Linked DNA regions of Mus musculus: region 1 is linked to region 2. A link is a loop called in an ENCODE intact Hi-C map of the cell type or tissue named here. Cell type or tissue: left cerebral cortex. All regions are shown on one strand. Each heading gives the region's core, and the rest is flanking DNA. Links, peaks and the distances in the headings are about the cores only.

Evidence for each region. Hi-C counts contacts between places; a loop is a spot of excess contacts. Peaks named below come from ENCODE experiments on the same cell type or tissue, not always from the same donor. Only the 100,000 strongest peaks of a DNase experiment are listed, where the experiment ranks them.
Region 1: it touches region 2 in a loop (2.3-fold over the local background); 3 of 42 quality-filtered maps call a loop at or near these places.

What each region holds. Positions count from the first base shown.
Region 1 is chr12:118,976,487-118,986,840 of GRCm38, reverse strand. No RefSeq gene overlaps it. Among named protein-coding and RNA genes, the nearest start is that of Abcb5, 15 kb to the right of the region's middle. In left cerebral cortex, for the core only: no CTCF peak of the experiment used is centred there; DNase peaks (open chromatin) are centred at 1,765 and 5,959; H3K27ac peaks cover 1,076 bases.
Region 2 is chr12:118,925,864-118,936,217 of GRCm38, reverse strand. It overlaps Abcb5 (ATP-binding cassette, sub-family B (MDR/TAP), member 5), which reads left to right. Exons shown (of 28, transcript NM_029961.2): 8 at 1-10; 9 at 94-271; 10 at 3,610-3,723; 11 at 4,257-4,367; 12 at 7,405-7,530; 13 at 8,793-8,996. Among named protein-coding and RNA genes, the nearest start is that of Abcb5, 35 kb to the left of the region's middle. In left cerebral cortex, for the core only: a CTCF peak has its summit at 5,479 (motif pointing left); DNase peaks (open chromatin) are centred at 4,738, 4,923 and 5,475.

The sequences.
Region 1 (10,354 bases), core at 1,136-9,135, 50 kb before region 2:
GATCATCTTAAAGCAATCCATTTATAACTATTTAGTTTTTAAAATATTTTATTAGTACACATACTATTATTATTATTATTATTCAAGTCTTATTAACCAATTCTATAGGGTCCAGAAGATCAAATACTTTTTTTCAGAACAGAATTATAATACAATTCTTTAAAAGTATTTTGAAATGAACTATAAAATCTCTAAAAGTTTAAATACTACAACTTATCTAAAAGAAAATAATTTTCCCTCCTTAGATTAGAAATTATCTCAGAAACCATTATAAACTCAAATGGAACATCACTGCTTCTAGAACTTAATTGTTCATTTATATCCAGAGTTCAAGATTAACATTGTAGAAAATGTTACTAGCACATGTGATCCCTCACATTATTATTATTTCCTATTATTTCCCTTTCCCAAGGAAATTAGATTTATGCCTTTCTTTTCCTTTTATATTACACGTAGCCCAGGCTGGATTCTAAACATTGGCTTATTTAAACTGGCTTCATATTAACATGTGAATGGCTATGCATATAATCATGTATAGGCCCATGTACATGAATACACACACACACACATGCTACCACACATAATCTGTATCTATCTGATTTAAGACCTCTCTATTCAGATTCAGATAAAATTGAAGAAAACTCAAGCCAGTCAATGACAAATAACAAAGTAAACATTAGAATATTACTTCCTCATCTTTAAGATGAAGCTACAGAACCATTTTTATGATATTTTGGTAAGAAGCTAATGAGCAATTGTCTAACTCTACTTAGCACCTACAAAAGACTGAAGGTTCTGTGAGCAAGATGGAGTCAGGAGAGAGAAACCCAGTGATTTGGGAATATTTTTACATTGTTGTCTGGTTTCCAGAACTCTTTCATACATAACTCCACCACCCCTATACAGATGCCTTTGAGGTAAATGACACAGGGTATCAGTCAACTTGACCTGAGGTTCAGCCTCAATCTGCTATTTTGAGCATCTGCTCACAGAGTCAACGAATAAACCTGAGCAACCATGGATCTGGGAGGATAGGGGGCAATTCTCCCTGCATCTGAGATAAGCAAAGCATATCCCTACAAGCACCTATAAACTGTGACAGTAAAGGTGAATCTTGGATCTGTAGAAAGACAGCAGAACACAGATCAGAACATAGATTTTGAAGTAGGCAATTTAGCCATTCCACTTGAATAGCTGCATTATCTAGACAATAACATGTCTTCTAAACATCATTAGACTCATGTAAAAACAGGGCTAGTAACTCAGTGATTTATAATATTACTTGCATCATAATATTGAATATTTGTTGAAATTCCATATAATTATTCTCATATTTCAGAGAATAAGTGCTTATCATGGAAGCTATTTCTACCATTGCAGACTTTGAGAACAAAGCATTTTTTCCCCTAATATAAGCAGATGAAGGGATAGTCAACACTACACTCACTTAAGGAAACAGGAGGCATGCAGAGGCTGGGCCCAGATCACAAAGAACTCAGTGGAGGTGTTGGATTTCTTCCCTAAGACCCAACCCTTCTCTAGAGAAATTTCTGTGGTTCTTTCATTTCACTTAAAAGGGAAAAAAAAGGCAAAAAGAAATATCTTCCATTTGAGGAATTCCCTTGTAGAATTTCATGGTTTTGTCCCACACTCTCTTGGGTCTAGAAAATGACTTTGTGTTCCTATGTTTAATATTCTGAGCCTCTGATAAAGATGGATTTTTGTTGAGTTTAAGGCCCACACAGGTTCCAATTTAGAACCAACCCTAAATCTTTTGCGGCTTTCAGTTAGTCTTGGCAGAACACTTTCAGGGTGGGAGGATTCTTAATGGGTTTCTTTAAAGAGATTCTTTAAAGAGTTCATTTAGGCTCAAACCAAAGTAAACTAACCATTCTATTCCCATGGATTTTAGAGAGGGGGGTTAGGCTTCAGGAGAAATGTGGTAAGCAGAGCCTGCTGAGAACAGAGCTGATTGATACTGGTGGCCATGAAACTGCAAGTCTGTGGAGTCATTAAGGAGGTTTTTTTCACAAAAACCTTTTTAAAGTAACTTTTATTCCTTTCTGGTTGCCACATCTTACAGATGTCAGAATGCACCCATGCATGAACCTGCCTGCTGAAAGATCATTGTGGTCAAAATCAATCCTAGAAACATGAAATCACAAAATGAACGTCTGATAGAAGCTTTACATTTTTCTTGAAATGGCAATGCAAATTAAAACTCTGACACAGAATAAATAATGATACTTTCTAACTATTGCTCCCTGCTAAAAGGTCCTCCAGGCCCTACCTCAGATCCTTGCCTTATCTCAGACAAATATCTGAGGTTGTGGAAGATAACAATGTTTTTCTCTGATGCTTCTTCCTCTTCTTCACAGTTTTGATGTTATTGTGTCTGAAAATGTATATAGTTTAGCAGTTTTTCATCCTCTGAATTATAAGAAACTTATATTCTGCTCTTAATTTCTTCTCATAAATACTTATAAGAAAGAATCCAAATGAGAGTTTTTCTTGAATGGACTCATGTTTCAAATATAGTTTAAAATTAAAAATAAAATGTTTTACATTAAGACTGTTTGATATTATAAACCAATAATTCTGCAAAAATCAAGCAAATTTTATGTTAATCAAACTATAAATGTTTTTAAATATTTTCTTAAAGCAACAGTGTTTATGTTAAGACAAGCTCAAATATATTTTAACTATTTTAAATTGTTTAATAGTTGCTTTGTTTTCAGAATTATTGACATTTACCATCAAATAATTTAGCTTTTGTTAGTACAATGATAGATAGATAATAGATAATAGGTAGATAGATGATAGTTAAGTAATTAAATAAATAGATGATAGATAATAGATAAATGATACGTAGATAGATGATAGATAGATAGATAGATAGATAGATAGATAGATAGATAGTTATATTGTTAAATAATAGATAGATGATAGGTAGATAGCTAGATGATAGATGGATGGGCGGATAGACGGATGGATGGATGGATGGATGGATGGATGGATGGATGGATGGATGGACAGACGGATGGATGGATGGAGATTGATAGATAGTCAACTGTTTTAACTAAAATTAAAGTGGTAGTACCTTAGAACACAGGTTACTCATTCTTCAAGGTATTTACCTAGAAGAAATGAGAGCCATATATTCATACTGCACTTCCATGTCTCCTACAGTATCACTCACAAAAGCTGTGATATGGAAATGAACCTAGTTGTCTCTTAATGTACAAATAGATAAAGAAGATGTGGTATACATACTATAGAATACTATTTAGACATAAAGAATAAAATTTTCAATTATAACATAAAAAATATGTTAAGTGAACCTGAAAAATATATTATGTGAAATAAGTAAAAGACAGAAAGGAAGACAGCACATGATCTCACTCATATGTGGGATATAACATAGAAGTTGAAAATAGAACAGCAGCTACCATAGACCAGAGCAGTGAGGATATTAAAAGATTAACCAGTGGGTTAAAAGACTATTACATAAGACTATTTGAAAAGAAGAGTAAGTCCTGAGGTTCTATGGCATAGCAAGGTGAATATAACTAACAAATATTTATCAGCTAAAGACAAAAAGAAAGAAAATAAAATTTAGTGACTCAACAGCTAACCAAAAACATTTGGAGAAACATTTTTAAAGATTTTTATTGGCATAATTAAGACTACATGATAGTGGGTCTTATTGTGACATTTTCATAAATGTGTAGAATGTATTTTGGTCATGTTTATCCCATTACTCTCTCTTAGTCTACCCCTACCTACTCCCACGAAAACCCTTCCTCTTCTCAAATAGCTCAATTCTACATTCATGTCTTTACTTATTTATTATGTATTTACCATGACTCAGTGAATTTCACTGGGGTTGTTCACAAGAGTATGAGTGATATTATTTTGGGGAGCATAAGCAACTTGCCAGTGGCTGCATCAATGAAGAAAATGTCTCTCCCTGCACCAACAACCTATAAATCCTCAGGGTTGTTTAGGCTTCATAAGATCCTCCTCCTTAGCAACAAATTCCCTGATAATAAAATGTTGACAGGCCCAATCTTATACAGGTCTATAGGCTACATAAGCTACGGTTTATATACTCTACAGCTGCTGTGAAATCAAAAAGGTCATAGCCAGGCCATGTCCAGGAGAAAGCATTCTATAGCACTCTGCCCCTTTCTCCAGATCTCACATTTTTTTCAGCCCATCTTTCATGATGTTCCCTTAACCTTAATAATATCAATGTCTTATTTACAGCTGAGCATTCAACAATCGCTATAGTCAGAAGTTTGGTCAACTGTAAGCCTCTGCAATAACTACCATTCACTACAGAAAGACATCTCTATGACAAAAGCTACCACCAGCTCTAACTTATAGGCAAAAAACATAAAGATTTAGAAGGCAAGTTTGACAAAAACATTGTGTCCATGTAGCAATATACCAGTTGGAGTCTGAGTTGTGGAAATATACCACTGGGGACCACTGGTTTTGACTAGGATTGCAGTACCAGACATGAAACCTCTCCTATGGAGTAGATCTCCAATCCAAGCAATAAAGTAATTTGTTACCCCCAAAATAGTGATACCACTTGTGTACCAGTAGGAACATCTTGCCTAGCAGGTGGTTATTTAAATATTTTAAAAATAAATAACACTGCTTTTTTATAAACTTTCTAACGAAGTTTCTAAACACTTATTCTGGAAAACAGGGAATGCCAAATTCTTTTATAAGAATAGTATACTTTGGCAAAAGTAATGAGAAAAACTATAGATAAATATCCTTCATTCATATAGATGCAAAATTTTAGACAAAATAATCACAAATCAAATTGATCAGTTAAAAATAGAATAACATAAAGATCAAAGGTATAAGTTAACCTTCAAAATCAGTTGCTCTAGATTACTCTTTCCACCAATATCCTGAAAGCAACATCCTTCCTTGTGCTGTATCTGCAGCAACCACCTCTTAGAGAACATGATGAAAGACAGTATGGATTTGGGAACTCCCAAATAAAGAGCTGAAGAAGGCTCACCTAACATACGAGGAAGGTGGCAGATCATCATAACTCTAACTTGCTAAAGCTCACAATGCACTGAAAAGACTAGGGCACTAATTGGGCAGATGGCTCCCCCACCAGAAGAGATCTCCAGGGTGAAATGCAGAGACTGGAGCCTTTGACCACACTGAAAGAGTTATCCAAGCAAGTGCTAGCATGGAACATTTTCTGAGACCAGAAAAGGAAAACTTCAGATTCACAGAAGATCTAGAATTTCCACAACTCAGACTTCATAAATCATGCAGTGATACAAATAAATAAGAGACAGGTAATGATACAAACAGAATAGAGATAAGGGCAAGAAGAACAGCAAAAGTCTTTCCTAACACTCAAAGACAGAACAGTAAAGCCATAAGAATGTGGCTGAAACTTTGATTTTCTAGATAATCCAGACAAGCCACTGTCCATTTTCATAAATGGAAAGAGATTGTTCTAGAGTGTATTCAAACTAGTCTTCTAACCATTGGGAAGTCTGGCAGCAGACCTATGTCCCCTGCAATACATCATATTCAGATCCCTCATCCTACTCCTCATCTCCATGGCCATATGAAATTGAGAATATGATTGCCACTGGTGTCTTCAAGTTGCTGATGAGGGTACTGTGACCAAATCCTGACTGTTGAAAACCTGACATGTCCATATCACAACTCTCATCAAGTTACCAATGCTACCTCCAGAACACTTAGTGTGGTTGTAGTGTTCAACCCTCAATTACCAGCTCAGTACCCCAATGAAAGAAAAATAGCCTACCTGTGCATTGTCCTATCTACAAATAGAAAGTCCCTAAATGCAGCTTCTAGCGCACTAAACAAGACACATTTCTAGGTTCCCCATACGGTGTTGGCAGAAATGCTTCAAAGAAACAGAAACTGACCTCATTCAAAATCTCTGAGGGAAACATTGGAAGGCATGGTTTGATGAGGGACATAAAACTGTGCCAGGAAGTATGGTAAGGTAGAGCAGGTTGAGACCCAGAGACTCAGTGGGCATAAACCTGACACTTAGGTGACTCCCATCTTTCTGCCAGACTCCTGACTTGGAACACATGCCTTGCTTCTCATGTAAAATAAACATATGAAATAAACCTAGGCTCAAAACAGAGTTCTCCATGCTATTGAGGTACTTAAAGGCCCTAAGGGCTTAGCCAATAAGCTTCCCTTCTCAGAAATTCCTCCCTGCAAAAGGCATGTAATCTCAGGCCCACCCTGAGAAGTGGGGTATGATTTCACACATCCACTTTCTACCATGACAATAAACTCTTTAGAACCATGAACTGAATCTTTTCACCAAGATCCACCATGGAGAGCCATGGAGAAGGCCTTTCCCTACAGAACCTCATCCTAATCTCCTGTAGAAGGCCTCCCTGCAATCCCAGCCACAACCTCCACCAAGCCTGCCTCCGCCAAGCTAAGGACAATCATCTGGGATGGGACAAGCCAGAGCTCCCCTTCTGCCCTGACCCCAGACTAGATGCTATCCCAAGCCCACAACCCCACATACACATACACAATCTTTTCTCTGCTCTTCCATGACTTCAAGCAGCACCTGGATGTCCAAGAGTCTAAGAAACCATGACTCCAGCCTTGTCACAGGCTGGGGGACCCTTGAACCAGCTCCACCAATTTTACACCTAAGACTGAGTTTTCCCACTCCCAGAGCTGTGCCTCAGCACTTCCCTATGCCCCAGCACCCACCCCGGTGGAGGTGTGAGATAAGTGCAGTCAAACTCTCCTTGTTCCACCTCCCCCAAGGGGGCATGCCCAGTAGCTGAGCAGATGCCAGCCAACAACCCTGGAGTTTGAAGGCTTTCAGATGTCTTACAGTACCAGTAGTCTTTGACCAAAGCAGTCATCCCAAATGACCAGAAAGACTCTAGCTCAGGCTTCCAGCATTGACCAATAGACACCCTACAACACAATTCATCTGAATTCTGCTTAGCCATACATTGAGTACTATCACCCATTATCCAGTAATGTTCCAGGCCAGCCATTCACAATGGTCTTCACTAGACTGAATAATGACTCCTGAAACTCCTGATTCCTATGAACTTGCCTGGCCCATCTTCCTAAGAAACAAATATCTTCTCCTGGGAGCTCTTGCCTTCCAAAGAAATCTAGAAGACCACACTCCCAGTTCTCAGTGAGTAACCTCTTCGAGGACCTTCAAGCGTCCTTTTAAAAAAATAAGTAGGAGAGTAAGGAATCATCAAATGAAAGGATGGCTTAGCCTCCAAACTCAGGGGAGAAGAGCAGAAAGAGGAGGCTGATCAAGGGACTGTTGGGCTGAGATGAGAAGAGCAGAAGGAGGTTGCGAGTGTTGATGCAGATCCTCCCTATCTGTGAAGTATTGGCAATGGTAGAGCACCACTTACTGCTGACAGGACACACACTGACTGAATCCTTGAATCTTCCATTTCACTTGAAAGAGAAACTATTTAATTGCCATTAAGGGAATTTGCATAAGTTAATAAGGATTTGAATTAACAATTGTGTGTACTCAAATATTATATAAATAGGTACTATAAAAAGCCAGTGTTTATTATCCAAAAGACTACACTAGTGGACCTACAGAACTCACATCTTTTTTTTTTTTTTTTTGTGCTGATTCATTACCACCTTCTTTTAATTGTACATTTTTTTCTTTTTTTTTATTAATTAGGTAATTCTTCACTTACATTTCCAATGCTACCCCATAAGTCCCCCAAGCCCTCCCACACACACACTACCCTCCCCCTTCCCACTCCCACTTCTTGGCCCTGGAATTCTCATGTACTGAGGCATATAAAGTTTGCAAGATCAATGGGCCTCTCTTTCCACTGATGGACAACAAGGTCATCTTCTGCTACATATGCAGCTAGAGACACCAGCTCTGGGGGGTACTGGTTAGTTCATATTGTTGTTCCACCTATAGGGTTGCAGACCCCTTTAGCTCCTTGGTTACTTTCTCTAGCTCCTCCATTGGGGGCCCTTTGATCCATCCAATAGTTGACTGTGAGCCTCCACTTATGTGTTTGCTAGGGCATGGCATAGCCTAGCAAGAGACAGTTATATCAGGGTCCTTTAAGCAACATCTTGCTAGTGTGTGTAATGGTGTCAGCATTTGGAAGCTGATTATGGGATGGACACCCAAGTATGGCAGTCTCTAGACGGTACATCCTTTCGTCTCAGCTCCAATCTTTCTCTCTGTAACTCCTTCCATGGATGTTTTATTCCCAATTCTAAGAAGGAGCAAAGTGTTCACACTTTCGTCTTCGTTCTTCTTGAGTTTCATGTGTTTTACAAATTATATTTTGTATCTTGGGTATTCTAAGTTTCTGGGCTAATATCCACTTATCAGTGAGTACATATCATGTGAGTTCTTTTGTGATTGGGTTACCTCACTCAGGGTGATGCCCTCCAGGTTCATCCATTTGCCTAGGAATTTCATAAATTCATTCTTTTTAATAGCTGAGTAGTACTCCATTGTGTAAATGTACCACATTTTATATATCCATTCCTCTGTTGAGGTGCATCTGGGTTCTTTCCAGCTTCTGGCTACTACAAATAAGGCTGCTATGAACATAGTTGAGCATTTGTCCTTCTTACTGGTTGGAATATCTTTTGGATATATGCCCAGGAGAGGTATTGCGGGATCCTCCAGTAGTACTATGTCCAATTTTCTGAGGAACCATCAGACTGATTTCCAGAGTGGTTGTAGAAGCTTGCAATTCCACCAATAATGGAGGAGTGTTCCTCTTTCTCCACATCCTCGCCAGCATCTGTTGTCACCTGAATTTTTGATCTTGGCCATTCTGGCTGGTATGAGGTGGAATCTAAGGGTTGTTTTGATTTGCATTTCCCTGGTGATTAAGGATGTTGAACATTTTTTCAGGTGCTTCTCACCCATTCAGTATTCCTCAGCTGAGAAGTCTTTGTTTAGCTCTGAGCCCCATTTTTAATGGGATTATTTGATTTTCATTGTATATATTGGATATTAGTCCCCTATCTGATTTAGGATAGGTAAAGATACTTTCCCAATCTGTTGGTGGCCTTTTTGTCTTATTGACGGTGTCTTTTGCCTTATAGAAGCTTGGCAATTTTATGAGGTCCCATTTGTCGATTCTCAATCTTACAACACAAGCCATTGCTGTTCTATTCAGAAATTTTTCCCCCGTGCCCATATCTTCGAGGCTTTTCCCCACTTTCTCCTCTCTAAGTTTCACTGTCTCTGGTTTTATGTGGAGTTCCTTGATCCACTTAGATTTGATCTTAGTACAAGGAGATAGGAATGGATCAATTTGTATTCTTCTACATGATAACTGCCAGTTGTGCCAGCACCATTTGTTGAAAATGCAGTCTTTCTTCCACTGGATGGTTTTAGCTCCCTTGTCAAAGATCAAATGACCATAGGTATGTGGGTTCATCTCTGGGTCTTCAATTCTATTCCATTGGTCTACTTGTCTGTCTCTATACCAGTACCATGCAGTTTTTATCACAATTGCTCTGTAGTACAGCTTTAGGTCAGGCATGGTGATTCTACCAGAGGTGCTATTATCCTTGAGGAGAGATTTTGTTATCCTAGGTTTTTTGTTATTCCAGATGAATTTGCAGATTGCTCTTTCTAATTCGTTGAAGAATTGAGTTGGAATTTTGATGGGGATTGCATTGAATCTGTAGATTGCTTTTGGTAAGATAGCCATTTTTACTATATTGATCCTGTGAATCCATGAGCATGGGAGATCTTTCCATCTTCTGAGATCTTCTTCAATTTCTTTCTTCAGAGACTTGAAGTTCTTATCATACAGATCTTTCACTTCCTTAGTTAGAGTCACGCCAAGATATTTTATATTATTTGTGACTATTGAGAAGGGTGTTGTTTCCCTAATTTCTCTCTCAGCCTGTTTATCCTTTGTGTAGAGAAAGGCCATTGACTTGAGTTAAATTTATATCCAGTTACTTCACTGAAGCTGTTTAACAGGTCTAGGAGTTCTCTGGGGGAATTTTTAGGGTCACTTATATATACTATCATATCATCTGCAAAAAATGATATTTTGACTTCATCTTTTCTAATTTGTATCCCCTTGATCTCCTTTTGTTGTCGAATTGCTCTGGCTAGGACTTCAAGTACTATGTTGAAGAGGTAGGGAGAAAGTGGGCAGCCTTGTCTAGTCCCTGATTTTAGTGAGATTGCTTCCAGCTTCTCACCATTTACTTTGATGTTGGCTACTGGTTTTCTGTAGATTGCTCTTGTCATGTTTAGGTATGGGCCTTGAATTCCTGATCTTCCCAAGACTTTTATCATGAATGA
Region 2 (10,354 bases), core at 869-8,868:
AAATTCAAAGGTCTGTCCCTTTAATTATGATAAAAAGACGCTTGGTTCTGTTTTCTCCGAAGGCTTCTATTACTTGGTGTTTTGCTTTGTAAGGTATACACAGCACTTAAAGGACGCAAAGGACGCTGGCATAAAGAGGGCTACGGCTTCAAAGCTGTCTCTTGGAGCAGTCTACTTCTTTATGAATGGAGCCTATGGACTGGCTTTTTGGTATGGAACCTCCTTGATTTTTGGCGGAGAGCCTGGTTACACCATCGGAACTATTCTTGCTGTAAGTCTTATTTGGAAACAAAGATGGCAGGGTTAGATCATCTTTCCTTATCTAGAGTTTAGTTTGGGGTTTTTTTTGTTTGTTTGTTTTGTTTTGTTTTGTTTTTCTAGATATTTTCTTTATTTACATTTCAAATGTTATCCCCTTTCCTGGTTTCACCTCCGAAAAACCCCCATCTCATCCCTCCCCCCTATCCTGCTCACCTACCCACCCACTCCTGCTTCCCTGTCCTAGCATTCCCCTACACTGGGGCATCTAGCCTTTACAGGATCAAGGGCCTCTTCTCGCACTAATGTCCAACAAGGCCATCCTCTGCTACATATGCAGCTGGAGTCATGGGTCCCTCCATGTGTACTCTTTGGTTGGTGGTTTAGTCCCTGGAAGCTCTGGGGTTGGTTCATATTGGTTTTCCTCCTATAGGGCTGTAAACCCCTTCAGCTCCTTTTCTCTAGCTCTTCCATTGGGGACCCTGTGCTCAGTCCAATGGTTGGCTGAGAGCATCCACCTCTATATTTGTCAGGCACTGGCAGAGCCTCTCAGGAGACAGCTCTATCAGGCTTCTGTCAGCAAGCACTTGTTAGCATCCACAATAGTGTCTGGGTTTGGTGACTGTATATGGGATGGATCCCTAGGTAGGGTGGGGGGTGAGGGCAGGACAGTCTCTGGATGGCCTTTCCTTCAGTCTCTGCTCCAAAACTTACTTTGAATAAGGATGATTACCTTCTCACGATTTGCATGTACTTTTAAATTCTAATGTGTGTGTGTGTGTGTGTGTGTGTGTGTGTGTGTGTGTGTGTGTGAGTGAGTGTGTAAAAAGGCTTATTCATCTAACATGTTTTGTGTCCTCATTGTGGCAAGCATTGTTCTTTTAGAATAACCATAATTGAATTCCTCACTAATAGATACAGTCTTCTTAATCTAGCACTGAAAATAGCCAATTTGTAGTAAAGCATGTCCTCTCGGGTTTCCTGGGTTGCGATCACAGTCCACAAAGATGCTGCTAACTGAAAAGTCCTACAGTAGCTGGATCCATCTGTTATACCTCTATCCTTTCCAGCATTTAGCTGAGTTTAGGCTAGAGAGGTGGCTCAGTGGTCAAGTAGGCACTGCTTTTGCAGAGGAGCCAAGTTCAGTTCCAGCACCCAGGTTGGATGGGAATGGTTCACACTGCATTCATCTTCAGCTCCAACTCCAGGGGACCCAATGTCCTCTGGCCTCCTCTGACATCTGCATTGGTGTGCAAAAACACCCACTCAGAGACACATACACAGAAATATTAAGGAAGAAGGAGAAGAAGGAGAAGGAGGAGGAGGAGGAGGAGGAGGAGGAGGAGGAGGAGGAGGAGGAGGAGGAGGAGAAGGAGAAGAAGAAGAAGAAGAAGAAGAAGAAGAAGAAGAAGAAGAAGAAGAAGAAGAAGAAGAAGAAGAAGAAGAAGAAGAAGAGAAAGAAAGCTTCATGCAACCCTTTCCAATCTTGCAATCCAGAGTCTTTTAAACTGCTACAGTTATGTATGAAATTGTAAATCATTCCACTAATCTCAAGTCTCTACATCAGACACATCAGCTCAGGCTTAAAGAGATCTGTTGTGGTAAGCAAAGGGACCTTCTCTACTGCTTCCATTTTTGTTTGGTCTTTCCATCTTAGATAGATGTCTCTTCTTTCAGTTAAATGGATCTTTTTAATTTGAGACTTTCATAGTTAAGGCTCTGGGCTGTTCATTCATCTCATATGAAGAACTAGGACCTGATATTTTTACTCTTTAGTTCCCACATATTGAAGGACAGAGAAGAGTGCATGCCATTGTAGAATTCATTCCTTATTTGACCTTTTCCTGCAGAGGCATTTGCCTAAATAAGGACAGTGGGTAACAGAGAAGTTTTAAAAGCAGGATGGAAGCAATACAATGTCTCTGTACTATCACTTCAATTACTCTCCTGCTAAATCTCCCAGTGTTGTCCATAGTAGAGGGAAAGGGTCCATAGGAGCACACTCAGCTTGTGGGCCGCTTCCTGTGGGCCAGCATGGTTCAGACAACTCAAATGTTGCTGCAGCTGGAGAGACACAAACTCGCGAATTGGAGTGTCATCCTGAGAATAGGCCAAGACTGCTGGGGCAGCCTGTGTTTCCCTTACAGTCTTCATCCTGTCTTCCATCTTGTTGTTTTGTTTTGTTTTGTTTTGATTCTTTTTATTAGATATTTTCTTTATTTACATTTCAAATGCTATCCCAAAAGTCCCCTATACCCTCCCCCCCGCCCTGCTCCCCTACCCACTCACTCCCACTTCCTGGCCCTGGCATTCCCCTGTACTGGGGCATATAAAGTTTGCAAAACCAAGGGGCCTCTCTTCCCAATGATGGCCAACTAGGCCATCTTCTGCTACATATGCAGCTAGAGACACGAGCTCTGGGGTACTGGTTAGTTCATAATGTTGTTCCACCTAAAGGGTTGCAGACCCCTTCAGCTCCTTGGGTGCTTTCTCTAGCTCCTCCATTGGGGGCCCTGTGTTTCATCCTATAGATGACTGTGAGCATCCACTTCTATATTTGCCAGGCACTGGCATAGCCTCACACGAGACAGCTATATCAGGGGCCCTTCAGCAAAATCTTGCTGGCATATGCAATAGTGTCTGGGTTTGGTGGCTGATTATGGGATGGATCCCCAGGTGGGGTAGTCTCTGGATAGTCCATCCTTTCGTTTTAGCTCTAAACTTCGTCTCTGTAACTCCTTTTATGGGTATTTTGTTCCCTATTCTAAGGAGGAATGAAGTATCCACACGTTGGTCTTCTCTCTTCTTAATTTTCTTGTGTTTTGCGAATTGTATCTTCGGTACTCTATGTTTCTGGGCTAATATCCACTTATCAGTGAGTGCATATCTAACGACTTCTTTTGTGATTGGGTTACCTCACTAAGGATGATATCCTCCAGATACATCCATTTGCCCAAGAATTTTATAAATTCATTCTTTAATAGCTGAGTAGTACTCCATTGTGTAAATGTACCACATTTTCTGTATCCATTCCTCTGTTGAGGGGCATCTGGGTTCTTTCTAGGTTCTGGCTATTATAAATAGGGCTGCTATGAACATAGTGGAGCATGTGTTCTTATTACCAGTTGGAACATCTTCTGGATATATGCCCAGGAGAGGTATTGCTGGATCTTCCGGTAGTACTATGTCCAATTTTCTAAGAAACCGCCAGACTGACTTCCAGAGTGGTTGTCTTCCATATTCTTATGTAAGTCCTCTCATAGTCCATGAGCACAGGCCAAACACACCTCCCAATCCCATTGTCTTTCTTACTTCACTACAAGGTGACTATTGTTTACTTTGTCCCTGTAGGTTTTCTTCAGTGTGATCCATAGTAGTTACTGCATTGGATCTGTAGCCCCTCACCTGGAAACCTTCACAGTAGCCAGAGGAGCTGCCTTTAATATTTTCCAGGTTATTGATAAGGTAGGAGCTCTCACTGCATTGAAAGATATCTGTCCTTACTCTAAGAAGGAACCTGAAAGATAGGAACATTCAACTCCGGAAAACCACAGGGTGGGTAAAACCTACACATTGGTTATTTGGTTATAGAGTGAAAGATTGTGGTTAACTTTTGTGGGGGAATGATTTTTTATTGAAAACTTCATGTCTGTCTAGTGGTAGTGGCATACACCTTTAATCCCAGCACTCAAGAGGCAGAAGCAAGTGGATTTCTGTGAGTTTGAGGCTAGCCTGGTCTTCAGAACAAGTTCCAGCCAGGGCTACACAGAAAAACCATGTCTCAAAGAAAACAAAAAGCAATAAAACAAAATAAACAAAGAAAGAAAAAAAAGAAAGGAAGAAAGAGAAAGAAACAAAGACAAAATTTCATGTCTAGTTTCATGTACTTCTAAAACAGGAAGGAGATTTTAAAAGAACTTTAGGGTCCATCTCTAAACTATTCTGGGATAGAAGCTTAACCCTTTAAAGATGTATAACAATCTCTTTGTTTTTCCAAGAAACCCAATATAGATAACTTTTCAACAGCTGGATTTGTACCTGAATGTATAGAAGGAAACATAGAATTTAAAAATGTTTCTTTCAGCTATCCATCAAGACCTTCTGCCAAGGTATGTTAAATTCAGTTTCATTCTTCCATTTTCTGACATTGTCTTCAGGCCAGAATCTTCTGTTGTGGGAACTTTTTTTAAAGATTCTTTTATTTATGTATGTGTGATATGTGACTATATGCTCGTTAACCTGTGGGAGTGTGCATATACATGTGTGCATGTACCTGTGGAGGCCAGAGATCAACATTTGGTGTCCTCTGTGATCAGCCTCCACCTTACATATTAAGGAAGTGTCTCTCACATGAACTGGAAGCTCTACAGTTTGGTTAGTTTGCTAGCCAGTTTGCTAAGGGATCTCCTGTTGCTGTTTCCCACACTGGGATTACAGATAGCTGCCTCCACCCCTTCCAGAATCCCTATGAATGCTCTGGAGTTAAACTGCAATCCTCAGACTTGCATGCCAAGTACTTGCCCAGTCCCTTCTTTCGGATGATTTTGACCCAGATTTTGTCTACTTCCTTAAAGAAGCAAGTAGGCCAATATCTGACAAGCAGTGAGCAAATATATCTGGATATTGCGGGGCTTGTGGTTTAATAATAAAGCTGTGGAGACATCTGTATAGCATAAGGCTGTTAGCCTGTTTGCTGGGCAGTCTCACAGCTAGCCCATAATTTAAACTGACATCTCCAGTCATTTGACTCTTTCTCAGCTCTACCTCAGGGCCTTGCTACCTTTCTTTCTCTCTCCCTGTCCTCCAACCAGTCCTCCAACCAGTCCTCCTGCCAATCCTCCTGCCAGCCCTTCTGCCCCAGATCCAACCGCAAGCTCTTTATTATGCTAAAATCCCCCTCCTTTTCGTCCAGTTGGCCTGGGAGGGGGCGGTGGGGGCGGGGAATAGTATGTGTGACCTTCCCTTTCACAGCTTGCTTTTTCTCTTGGGTTGGGTGAGAAAGCAACAAATATTTACAGATCCTGCTAGCCTGGCGCTGCCAACCCAGCAATTAACAATTGAGAATACAAGAGCATACCTTATAACACGTGTTATCTGCAACCGTGATTTATATTTTCCTTCCTCTCTCCTGTATTGGACCGATAGTCATTTTTAACTGCCAATGTTTCCTCCATGCTCCTTTTCTAAGCACACTAAAATGTCTTGGATTAATGCTGCCACCTACTGGTGATGCCGGGATATTATCCAGCTGTATTTAATTTATTTGAATATGGGAGTTTCCAACCTTCAGATGAGTTCCTGTTAAGCCTTCCCTCTCCTACCTTTAGGACTTCTACTGCATGTGCAATTGTATCTTAGATACCCTTCCTCTCACTTTCCACACTCTCATTCACACACACAGGCACACGTACATACCTGTGCCCGTGCACAGACACACATTTATCAAAACACAGTCTGTCCCATTCGAATCACTCGGCCTTTAATTGTTAATGCCCAGCCCATGCTCTCTTGGAGTGCACTCAACATACTAATCTTTTAAAAACAAATAATTCTTGGGAAAATATGTCTGCTGTTCCTATTAAATTGTCCTTATATTTGTATTTATATTTAATTAATGCATTTGCTTCCTCTGCTACCCACCCTCAAAAGGAGAATTGTTAAGGATTACAAAAGGCAGCTACTAACAAAATACGTAATTAGGATATAAGAAGTGGGGACAAAATTTTATGTGAAACAAATGAGATTGCTAATGCTATCAACTTCTAATGTGCCGTATAGAATTTGCATTAAAAATAATGCACCCACTTCTTTCTCTGTTTTTCTCTGACTGGCGTTTTTTACTGAAATTCTCTCCTCAGAGTCTTTTGCTTTATGACTTGTTTGTCACCATCGTTGTCTGGGTTTTTGCCTTTTCTCCTAACACAGCATTTTAGACTGCATTTTGGATATACATTTAAGCTGGGTTCTGGGACCCTGAGCACCAGTTATGCCAATAATGCCCCGGGCCACGCTCTCTGGGTTCTAAACAATTCTTATTTGTTTCTTTATTTTGAAGCTGGGTTTTCACTAGTACCCCAAGCAAACTCCTGGCTAGCATACCTGGGTAAACAATTGCCTTTAACTAATTTGTGTATCTGTTTGGGAGAGAAGGGGACATGCCACTTTGCACAGGTGAAAGTCAAGAACAGCTTAGCTTTCAAGACTTGGCTTTCCACTCCCAACTCACTATTTGGAATGTACCTTGTAAAAATATTAGACCTATTCTAAAGGGGAACTTTCCTAAGTAACTCAATTATTTGTCAAGATTCCACTTGCTACAAATTAAAAAATAAAACATTAATTTGGTTGTTTTAAGATTCGTGTAAGGTATTTCAGTTAAAAATGTGAAGTTTGCAGGCTTGGTAGATGATTTGCTTGGTAGTGAGCAAGTAAGGTACCCACTACTCAAACATGAGGCCGAGGGTCCAGATCTCCAGCACTCACTTAAAACCTGGTAGTTATGGCAGCCCACTCATAATCCCAGAATATGGGAGGCAGAGATAGAATCCCCCCAAAATGCTAACCAACCCAGACTCACTGAAAACTAGGCTCAGAGAGAAACCTTGCCTCAATATATAAGGTGGAAAGCAATTGAGGAAAACTCCTGTTGTGAACATGGAGCCTCTATGTGTATGTACACATACATACATGTATACCTGCACACATGCAAACACACATCATGTGCACATACAGTGTGCACATGGAACAAGGAAGGGAGAAGGAAGAGAGAGGAAAGAGGGAAAGAGAAAGCAATGAAGGATGAATGTGATCAAGATATACATACCATACTTATGGTAATGTCATAAAGAAACCCATTATAATTTTGTACAATTAAAATATGCTATTAAAAATATGGGAAGAGTTTTCTGTGCCTAGATAACTCCTAAATTAGATCTCTTCTATGTATAAAGAAATGTTTAAATACTGTACTCCCAAACTGTGTATTACTATAGGTATAAATGGGGTATTATACAAATAAATATAAGATCTAAATTGTTTTCATGTGCCACCTAAGAATTTTTCTGTTTATAATTACAGATTAATTTTCTGACTGTATTATATAACTGTCTGTCATTCCTAACTGTGTCATTCCTGTGCATCTAACAGGTTCTGAAAGGTCTCAATCTGAAGATTAAGGCTGGAGAGACAGTAGCCTTGGTTGGTCCCAGTGGCAGTGGCAAGAGTACGACAGTGCAGCTTCTGCAGAGGCTGTATGACCCAGAGGACGGCTGTGTAAGTGCAGACTGTGGGGGAAAACCATGCAGAAGGGGCTGGGAAGATGGCTCAGTGTTTCAGAGCTTGCTGTGACATCGAGAAGTGCTGTATCCCCAGCACCTACATAAAACTTGTGAGTTGCACATCTGCAATCCCAGTGCCAGAGAACTGGATCTCTGAGGCTGGCTGGTCAGCAAGGGTGGATGAATGGGTGCACTCCAGGTTCCCTAAGAGATCCTATCTCAAAAATTAAGGAGGAAATTGATCCAGGAAGCGACCCAACCACTGGTCCCTATGCACATGTGTGTGCACATCCCAAACACTGTTCCCTATGCACGCATATGAACATCCCAAACACTGGTCCCTATGCACACATATGAACATCCCAAACACTGGTCCCTATACACACACATGTGCACATACCCAAACACTGGTCCCTATGCACATATGTGCACATACCCAAACACTGATTCCTATGCACACATGTGAACATCCCAAGTACAGGTCCCTATGCACACACATGTGCATATACCCAAACACTGGTTCCTATGCACATGTGCGTACATACCCAAACACTGTTTTCTATACACACGGCATGCACACACATTAACATGTACACATGTACACAAAAAGAAAAAAAATACTAATTCTTAATGTTTCTAGTTAACACTTACAACATTGTCTTTAAAAGAAAACTTGTTCAGAACTTTGTAGGCCGGAGTTTATGCTAATGGTGACTAAATAAATTACCGAATCAGTCAGTGTAAAGAAGTGCTGATTCTCACACAAATGCCAGGGCTGTGAGGAATGGAGTCTCTCATGGCCACATCCAACTCTGTCTCTGGAATATGTTGAGCTACCTAAGAAGACAGAGAAGGAACTTTTACCTTTGGGGACTGAATAAAGTATTGAGAAATAAAAAAGGCTAGAACCTTATCGACACCATCAGTCTTAAAACAAAGTTGATGGCGTCTGTCTATATAACATTTGTAGCATCTACAGTGTTTGTGTATGTGTGTCTTATTAACAACCTTATTAATACTTAGTTTGTGGTTTCATGGGATTTTAAGTTAATTAAAATTTCTTGAAGATTTGTTAGTTCCAATCTTCCGGGGGGGGGGGGGAACTATTGGTGTTATCCATACCATAAATATGTTTACTAAAATATAGCGAGTCCTGGCTGAGATACTACTTCTCAGTTTATTCTTTGGATTAAGAAGACAGTTGGAAGCCAACACCTTGGACAGCATCATAGCCTGCTTGGTTCTTTGGTATGGCAGATCACCGTAGATGAGAATGACATCCGAGCCCAAAACGTGCGACATTACCGAGAGCAAATTGGAGTGGTCAGACAAGAGCCAGTTCTGTTTGGGACCACCATCGGTAACAATATTAAGTTTGGGCGCGAAGGTGTGGGTGAAAAGGAAATGGAACAGGCAGCGAGGGAGGCAAACGCCTACGACTTCATAATGGCCTTTCCTAAGGTGAGATTGTGCTGCCTGGGTTCTCAAAATCCAGCCAGAGTACCTGAGGGCTCCGCACAGCCCAGCTAGGCCAATTCACATTACACAGTGGGTTCATGTGGAGAGTATTTTAGATGCAGCATCTGCAGACCGAGGAACGTGCTAAAGTCCAAAAGAAGGAAGACGTCAGTAAAAGGCCAATTGCGAGAGGTAAGTTTAATTTTTCTGCATGTCACTGTACCCGAAAAAGAAAAGAATATCTATGTTAAAGCAGGACAAAGAAACTTGAGAAAAATCGGGAGCGCAAGCTGAGAATGTTGGTTTGTACCTCCATCTAGTGGTTAGTAGTAAAAATGGCATGCTCACACGCTGTCAGGACTGATGTGCTAAGATGAGGTTCTTCTAAAAGTTCAAGGAACGAACACTGTATTAAAAATGTAGAACTGTAAAAAGATGTGATAAAATTTGAAATTCTTGGAAGCAAGACAAGTATTAATGAACATAGGGTGATAGTTTTTAAACCATTTACCTATCTTTCCTGAAGTTTAAGTTCATTAGAGCCACCTGATAATTGTGGTTGTATCCAATAAGATAAAAAAAACTTACACTTGAAGTTAAATTATATCTGCAACCCATCACTCCAGAGGGTCACAATAATAAAAAGCGTTAATTTTGAAGGACACACTTAAAAACCACACTGTGTACATTGTAACAAAAAATAACTTTTTTTTAAAATAATGTTTATTATGCCGTGATTTAACATAGTGATTAACATAGCATGCAGGCCAGCAAGATCACTCGGGGCTTGAAGGTTCCTTTCCTTGGCTGAGAAGCAGCACATTGCCCTTTGTTGGTCTTTTATTCCTTTCAGTGAATTTCCTCAAATGCACAGTGCTCTCCCGCCTCTCACTTAGAATTCAAGAGCATTTCAACCTGACTCTGCAAGTTGGTATTTACTTTACTAAAAGAACATGTATAAACAAAGATGCCCTTTGCGGTAAATTTAATAGTAAGTCACAATGCTGTAATCCAAAGAATAAAAGGAGAAACTAAAGGTTAGTGTGATGAATGCCAATATTCACAGGCATAGTCACTGGGGGGTGGCGGGGGGGGGGGATGAGAAAGGGGAGAAGAAGAGGGAGTAAGAAAAGGAGAAAGAGAGGGGGGAGAAGAATGAAGGGAGGGAGGAGGGAGGAGGACAGAGACAGAAAGACAGAGAATCAGCAGCAAAAGCCATTCTTGACCTCACAGTCACTGAAAAGTTGACCTTAAGGGAAACTATGAACCCCTTGTGCCTATGGATTTAACAGCTTGGAAGAGGGAGGGTCAACTCCTTCAAAGACACAAACTACCAAACAAATTCAGAGAAAAAGCAAATA